Regions from separate parts of the Homo sapiens genome. Here region 2 is linked to region 1. Evidence: chromatin contacts called from ENCODE Hi-C or POLR2A ChIA-PET data. All regions are on one chromosome and are shown on one strand. The core of a region is the stretch at or near the end of the contact, and the rest is flanking DNA. Distances in the headings are between cores, read along the strand shown.

The links. A loop is a pair of places that touch in the nucleus more often than their neighbours do. ChIA-PET counts read pairs that join two places held with the same protein, here RNA polymerase II (POLR2A). Pooled maps may share reads with other maps.
Region 2: a loop to region 1 is called in a pooled map, with 2.6 times the contacts of the local background. The contact joins the promoter of SMARCD3 here to the promoter of ZNF425 in region 1. A Hi-C loop is called at or near these places in 3 of 168 maps with a recorded cell type or tissue (CD4-positive, alpha-beta T cell and naive thymus-derived CD4-positive, alpha-beta T cell) and 7 of 50 pooled maps. POLR2A ChIA-PET finds 5 or more read pairs at or near these places in 2 of 52 experiments (GM12878 and OCI-LY7).

What each region holds. Positions count from the first base shown.
Region 1 is chr7:149,125,040-149,128,772 of GRCh38, reverse strand. It overlaps ZNF425 (zinc finger protein 425), which reads left to right and starts at 2,449. Exons shown (of 4, transcript NM_001001661.3): 1 at 2,449-2,577. The coding sequence starts at 2,560. It also overlaps the pseudogene RN7SL521P and a transcript of ZNF398 not described here. RefSeq lists enhancers at 1,470-1,519, 2,183-2,734, 2,735-3,286, 3,534-3,733 and silencers at 1,680-2,119, 2,851-3,024.
Region 2 is chr7:151,246,582-151,250,563 of GRCh38, reverse strand. It overlaps SMARCD3 (SWI/SNF related BAF chromatin remodeling complex subunit D3), which reads left to right and starts at 1,870. Exons shown (of 13, transcript NM_001003801.2): 1 at 1,870-2,079. The coding sequence starts at 2,002. RefSeq lists silencers at 1,210-1,299, 3,347-3,641 and an enhancer at 3,629-3,982.

The DNA of each region.
Region 1 (3,733 bases), core at 1,200-3,699:
TTATTTTATTTTATTTTTTTGAGACAGAGTCTCCCTCTGTCTTCCTCTCTCACCCAGGCTGTAGTGTCAGCACAATCTGTGCTCACTGCAACCTTCGCCTCCCAGGCTCAAGTAATCCTCCCACCTCTGCCTCCCAAATAGCTGAGATTAACGTCTTTGCCACTGTGCTGACAAAATCTTGTATTTTCTGTAGAGATGGGGTTTCGCCATGTTGCCCAGGCTGGTCTTCAACTCCTGTGCTCAGGCAATCCTACTGCCTCAGCCTCCCAAAGTGCTGGGATTACAGACGTGAGCTACTGCGCCCGGCCAGAGAATCTAGCACCTTTTAAAGGTTTAAATAGGAAATTTTTGCCATCTAAAGACAGTCACTATGAGACATCCTAAGAATCTTGGTCTCCACAACCCCTTATCTTAACCCAGACACTCCTTTCTATGAACCTGGTCTTCAGATAGCCAATTGCCAATCAGAAAATCGCTGAATCCGCCTGTGACCTGTAAGCACCGCTTGGAGTTGTCCCGCCTTTCCTGACAGAACCAGTGTACACTTTACATGTATTGACTGATGTCTTAAGTCTTCCCAAAACGTGTAAAATCAAGCTGTAACCCAACCACCTTGGATACATGTTCTTAGGACCTCTTCAGACAGTACCTTGGCCTTCCTCACTCATATTTGGCTCAGAATAAACTTCTAAATATTTTACAGTTTGACTCTTCGTAAACATGGATGAATCACAAAAGCATTACGCTTTTGAGGAGCCAGTCACAAAAGGTTATATCATACTGTATGATTCCATTTATATACCATTTCTAAAAAGAGAAAACTAGGTTTCAAGAGCAGATCAGTCCTTGCCAAGGATCCAGGTGTCGGAGGGAGTGACCATAAAGCAAATGAAGCACAGAAGAGAATGGCAGCACAAGGAGTTTCAGGGTGGGACAGGGCTCTTCCGTATCCTGGTTACAGTGGTTACTACACGTATACATACATATGTGAAAATTCATAGAACTTTACACCCAAAGAAACGTTAGTTTTTTTGTTTGTTTGTTTTTGGTTTTTTTGAGATGGAGTCTCCCTCTGTCGCCCAGGCTGGAGTGCAGTGGCGCGATCTCGGCTCACTGCAAGCTCCGCCTCCCGGGTTCACGCCACTCTCCCGACTCAGCCTCCCTAGGAGCTGGGACTACAGGCGCCCGCCACAACGCTCGGCTATTTTTTTTTTTTTTTTTTTTGTATTTTTAGTAGAGACGGGGTTTCGCCGTTAGCCAGGATGGTCTCGCTCTCCTGACCTCGTGATCCGCCCGCCTCCGCCTCCCAAAGTGCTGGGATTACAGGCGTGAGGCACCGCGCCCATCCGAAACGTTAGTTTTAATGTAAGGTTTTTTTTTTTTAACCCTTTAATCAGTAAGGTGCATCTACATTTCACGATTCCGGGACAAATACAGATGTGCACACGCTCCTCAGCCTATGCAGGGACTACTTTCTCATGGACATCCTTTCTAACTACACACTTTTCATTTGTTACTTTAGCCTGACACCTAAAACATGACTAGGACAGAATGCGAGGTTGATTTTCTGGGGACAGTCGCCACCCCCTTCCTTGCCCTCTCTCTCCTTTCTGTCTCTCCCTGGTTTCCCCTTCTGCGTCTTCCCACCTCTCCCGTTTTTGCGTCTTCGTGTTTCTCACGCCCTGTGTCATGGCCTCCTCCGTCTTCTCCCGCTCTGTCACAGTCTCCCGCCGGGGGCTAGGGGTGCCCGGCCCGCATCCCTGGGCGACCCTGAGTCCCCGCAGGCGGCCCCGAGGCCGGGGTGGCTTCCGCATGGGGTCTCTGCCCGAGGCCTTTCTCTGCCAAGGAGGGAGTGTGGACGCTCGGGGAGCCCAGAAGGGCGCTGCACCCACGGGGACCGGACGTGGTGGGCGGACCCCTCCTCCGCGTCCCCGACGGGACATGCCCGGGGCCCACACGGCCTCCGCGCCCCCGGCGGGACGGACACCCCGGGCCACCGCGCGCCCCCCACCACCTACCCGGCCTCGCTGGATTCCCGGGACCCCCTCACAAACGAAACCCTCGAGCTCATCCCTGACTTGGGGGCAGCTTTGGAAGGAACAGCACCGGACTCTCACCCTCTCGCTGCCTCTCAGTCCGGGTTTCTGTGGAGCGCGTCTCCCAGTCGCTGTCCCTACTCTCTCCCTGTTCCTGCTCTCTCCATGTTCACCTGCCCCTCCGTTTCCCCTCCCGTCAGCTCCCTCATCTCGTCTTCGACCGCATCCCTCGCATGCAGATCCGGGAGTCCAAGGGTCCCTCAAAGACCGGCGTGCTGCGGCCCGCACGGAGGGTGCCCGGGCCCCTCCTCTGAGGACCGACTCCCTCTGGCGGCGCCGCTCCTCCCGCCCGCAGGGGGCGCTATGGGGCGGAGCGGCTTCCGCTTCCGAGCGCCGAGTCCCAGCATGCACCGCGCCCGGCCGGCTCTGCCTTTGGGGGCCAGCAGGGCTGTACCTGGGAGTTGGGTTGGGGCGGAGCGGAGGGGAGGCCGTGCCAGGCAGGGCCGGTTCGTGCGGAACCGCCATGGCCGAGCCGGCTTCGGTAAGAAGGGCCGGTGGAGGATGCAGGCTCTGTCGAAACTCGGGTCCCTGTCGCAGCTGGATTGGGGTCCGCGTCCAGGGAGTGGGGCGGCCGGGGCCTGGGCCTGGGGGTTGGCAGTGGCCCACGGACTGAGCTCCGGGCTGGGCTGGAGAAGGTGCAGTCTTGCTGCGTGTGCTGTTCTGGAATTGACCTGGGGAAAAGCTGGTCTGGCCGGGCTTGGCCGCGCGCGTCTGTGGCCCCGGCCACTCGGAAGGCTGAGGCGGGAGCAGCGCTTGAGCCCGGGAGCTCTGCGCTGTATATGCGCTAGGTCCGTCGCGCGGTGCCTCTGAGTTCTGCATCTGTGTGGTGACCTCTCGGGAGCGGGGACCACCAGGTTCCCCAGGGAGGGGGAACCGGCCCAGCTCGGAAACCGAGCAGGGCAAAACCCCAGTGCTGATCGTTAGTGGGATCGCGCCTGTGAATAGCCACTGCCCTCCAGCCTGGGCAACAGCCAGACCCCGTCTGTTTAATACATAAATAAAAGTTGGTTTGGGAGAAAGAATCCGGGTGGGAAAGATCTGTTTCTCGGCCTGTTGTAGGCTCAGATCAACAACGCTGTCCCTGCCTTCAGTGTCGGGGCTCTGAACCTCGGGGTCTCTCTGGGGCCCGTGCTCTCCTGCTGAAGGTAGTTTCAGAGAAGCACATCAGTGTTAAGCAGATGAGAAAAAGGAGAAGGAAAGCTGGAACTGAGAGAAATTGGAGACCGCTCCCTCTAGGAAAGGACAGAAAACTTAAAATGAATTGGGTGGTTAGCGTAAATCGAATTTACCGTAAATGCTGTAGTATTGTAATGTAGTATTGAAAATTTGAGCACCGGTTTTAGAGTTTGAAAGGCGTATCCTGAGGCTTAATCCAAGAAACCCTGTTACATTCAGTTAAGTATAACTTGCTTAAGTGTGCAAGTTTTTCTTGTGCCCCCAATGAAATTTTATAATCTTAGGAATGTAATGCTCCTTATTTGCATTTGATTCTTCCCTTTTGCTTCCCACTCCTTTTCCCCACCCTCCTTTGGCAGGTACAGATTCTTTTCTGATTTCTCCAAGCTTTGTTTCTACAGCCAGGCTTTCTTTTTTTCTCTCCTCTTTAAGTGATTGGGAATCTCCTGGAATATTCCTCT
Region 2 (3,982 bases), core at 621-3,120, 2.1 Mb before region 1:
TGATTTGGACAAGCAGAGGGAAGGCAGAGGGCAGGCAAAGGGCATTCCAGGTAAAAGAATCGGGGGCAGGGGCTAAGAAATGGGAGTGAGCGGGGATTCTGGAGGTTAGCAGGCAGACTGGGCAAGTCACTTCCCCAGGTTCCCAGCAGCATGACCTATGGCAGACAGAGGCAGGCCACCCACCCATCCCCACCGTGTCAGGGCCCAGGCTCTGTGTGTGGGGGTGTGTGGGGGGTAGTCTAGGCTAAAGCCCTGGGAGAGATTTGGTAGCAAGGGGATCTCTAGGTCCCCTTTCAAGCTAGGGGTGGTGGAGGAGCAACCTGGACCAGATGTCCTCCCTGACATTTCAGATTGACAGTGGGCACCTAAATGAACAGTGACAGCCAAGAGCACAACCAGGGCCAGCAGAAATCAGGCTGCAGGCAGAAAGGACCCCCTGGGCAAAGGCATTCTGAAGGGTTTAGGGTCAGTACCCTTCAGTCTTCAGGGCCCAACTTCAAGTAAGTGTTTCAACAAACTCCCCTAGGCACTAGGCTATGGTCCTGCCCTCACCTGGATTCTCACAGTGAGGCCCCAGCAGACCCCCAAACTTGACCCAAGGGCCTTGTTCCAAAGCCCACGGCTCCTCCCCAAGAAGGAGAAAAAAGGGGCGTGGCCTTTGGGGACCTGGGTAGGCCCAGGACTCCCTGCCTGGGTATGTCAGGATTTGCCCCTCCTCCTTCCGGTCCCTCCTCCACTCCAGGGACTGCCAACTCCTTCCACACGCCCCTTCTGGGGCTCCCTTGCCACCCCACGCCACACCCCAGCCTCAAGACCCCTCTCTTTGGGGTCTTGAGGCCGGCCCAATATACCCACTATACCCAGCCCAGCTGCCCCAACTCCTCTGGGTCCCCTAACCCCACTCCACCCCCACCCCAAGGAAACCAAGCCCAGCTTGCCTCGTTCTCTCCACGCACCCACCCGAGCACCCCCCTGGCGCTGCGCCATTCCCCACATTCATTCTCTTCCTGTTCTCATGAGCACAATCCCTGTCCCTCTTTCTGAAATACTTCCCCTATTGCCCTCACTTTCTCACAGAGCGGCAAACAAAGACTCACATACCCAGAAATAGCCTCTCACAGAGCTGAAAGGCACAGGCCATGTCCTGCCACACACGCAGGCGCGCGCGCACGGAGGCTGTCGTGGAGGGAGGCACACATACAGGGCGTCTGTCTGCACGCACATAAGCTGCCACGCCACAAAAGGGCGCGGACACACACGGCGTGTGAGACAAGGGCACACACAGCAGTGGACGCAGGGCCACGCCGCCGCCCGGGCACACCCACCGCCGCCGGCCCCGGGCAGGCGCGAGGCCTCGCGGGCCGGGCTCCCCCGGTTCCTGCCAGCGAATGTTTCCCTGCTCGGCCTGCCAGGTCTCTGGGGAAAGGGCCTCAGAAATGCAGCAGGAGCCGCTGGGGGAAAAGTTGGAACTGACTGTTCCCTGCCTGGCGCGGCCGGCGAATTCCCTGACGGAGAAACTATTTGTGGCGAGAGCCGGTGGCCGGCGACCCCCCGCCGCCTCCCCTGGCGTCCCCTCCCCGCGCCGCCTCCCGCGGGCCTCGGCGGCTTCGGGCTGCAGCACTGCTGCCCAGCGCCCGCGGCCGGGCTGGTCGGCGCGCCTCGCCGCTTATCTGCGCTGTTTGGACAGCGGGCTTGGAAAGGCAGGCGGCCCCGTCCCCGCCGAGTCAACAGGCAGACCCCGGGCCGCCGGACTATTTCTGTCTTATCAGTGCAGGAATGCGGCAGCCGCGGCGGCGGCGGCGGCGGCGGGCGGGCGGCGGCGGCGTGGGCCGTGGGCCGTCAGGGCAGCCCTGAAGGGGCCCCCTCCCCACTCCGCTCGAGTAGAAGTGTGAGAGAGCCCAGCAGGACTCAGAGGGGAGAGTTGGAGGAAAAAAAAAGGCAGAAAAGGGAAAGAAAGAGGAAGAGAGAGAGAGAGTGAGAGGAGCCGCTGAGCCCACCCCGATGGCCGCGGACGAAGTTGCCGGAGGGGCGCGCAAAGCCACGAAAAGCAAACTTTTTGAGTTTCTGGTCCATGGGGTGGTGAGTGGGGGAAAGTTAGCGGGGGAGGGCAAGCGAGCTGGCTCGGGCTGAATGGAGGGCTGATCGGGAGGGGCCGGGAGGGCGCTCCCGCTCTCCCACCCCTCTAGTGGGGGGCGTCATGGCCCACGGCCCGGCCGCGGGACTGTGCTGGCGCCCTGGCACCCGAACACGTCGCCAGGCGGCCGGCCGGGTCTGACGCGAGGCGGGGAAGGGAGGCGTTTGCATGGCTCTTGTCAGGGGCGGGGGTGGGACTTGGGGACTCTACCCCCCAAGTAGGGGGTCCTCGCTGTAGCCGACAGGTTGACTTTCGTTCTTTTCCTTGTGGGCCCAGGTGTTGCCCCTGCCCTGGGGGTGGGGGTGGGGGATGGGGACATGGCAGAGGCTGGGCTGGGCTGTCTGTTCATCCGTTGGGACAGTGTCACTGCTTGTGTCTCCGGAGCAAGGAGCAGGTGACCCTGGAGGCACTGTAGCGGGAAGCTCGCAGGCTGAGCCACCTCTGCATCCCAGCGGGAGGGCTCTGGAGCTTCTGCCTTAGGGTGGGGGAGAGGACCGCTCTAGGGACTTAGCCCAAGTTAGGGGCTCTGAGGGTCTCCTTGGCGGACTCAGCCACCAGAAGCTGATGTCCTTAACTCCTCGAACATGTGAAGGAAGGGGCTGGAGTTGGGGACATGAGGCCTAGAGACCGAAGGGACAGGGGAGCACTGTCCTGCCACAGGCAGGCTGTGAAGGCACGTGGGAGCCCGGGAGGCTGGAGCTGAGTCAGTAGGGCCCGGCTGGGAGGGGTATGGAGGGGTGGGGAATGGGAGAAGCAGGGGCTGCGACTCTTGGGATGGGTGAGGGAGTGGAGGCCCTGTGTAGAGGAAGCTGTCGGGTTTACTATGGCCAAATTTGGTTGTGACCCCAAGGAAGACACCCTCTCAGTAAGGCCAGAGTCCCTAGGATTTTGGCCTTTCATGGGGATGGGGCTGGTGGCGGGCACAGCTCTCTGGGGGCTCTGAAAGCCTCCCTCTCAGGGCCTCTTCAGCAGATGGGCCAGTATCCCTGGCCTTGATAACTGGGGAGAGCAGCTGACAGGAAGAGGGGGACTCCCTGGAGTGGCCTGTCCTCCAGCCCCAGGGACCCCTGGGGGTAACTTCCCAAGGTGTCCATGTCAGCTAGCTGAGTTACCAGTCCTAACCTGGCTGCTGGTGGGAGCCCCTTTAAAAAGGCCCATCTAGTGGGGAGAGGCTGTACACGTGGACTGTTTTTTTAATCTGGTCAACTTACAGCTTCAGTTCTTGAGTGGCTGTGAGCCCCAGTGCCCCACCTAGCTGGTGGCCAGGCCTGGGCTCCATTCTGGGCTGCTACCCTGGAGGCCTGAGTGACAGGGTCAGGTGGGGTGAGGGAAGCAGACACATGGACAGGCAGGTTTCACTGCAGGAGAGATAGGCAGAGACAGCTGCTGACCGAGGGTGGGAGGACATTAGGGTTAGACACAGAGCCTGGAGGACCAGGAGGGAGAGGTAGCAGTTGGAAGGAAAACAGCAAGCCCAAGGGGGCCCCTCCTCATGCCTGGGGGTGAGGTGGGTGGTGTGTCCATGTTAACAGTGCCAGGGTCTGCATCCCCTGCCCTCTGATCTTCTTCCTGCTTTCGTGGTCCCAGTCCCCATCCCACCCCGCTCTTTCTGTTTCACAGCCCCTGAAACTCTCTCTGGCCCTCCCCATCTCCCTTCTGGAGTCTGGACAAGTGGGGTTTGGAACACTTCGCTCGATGCATTTGCATCTCATTTACACCCCATCTGACCACCCAGGGGTAGTGGCAAGGGAGGAGGAGCCGCCTCCTCTCAGTCTCCACAGCCCCCATGAACCCTGACTGCTGACCTCACTGGGGTGGGGATGGGAAGAGGAGGAGGTGGCTGCTGAC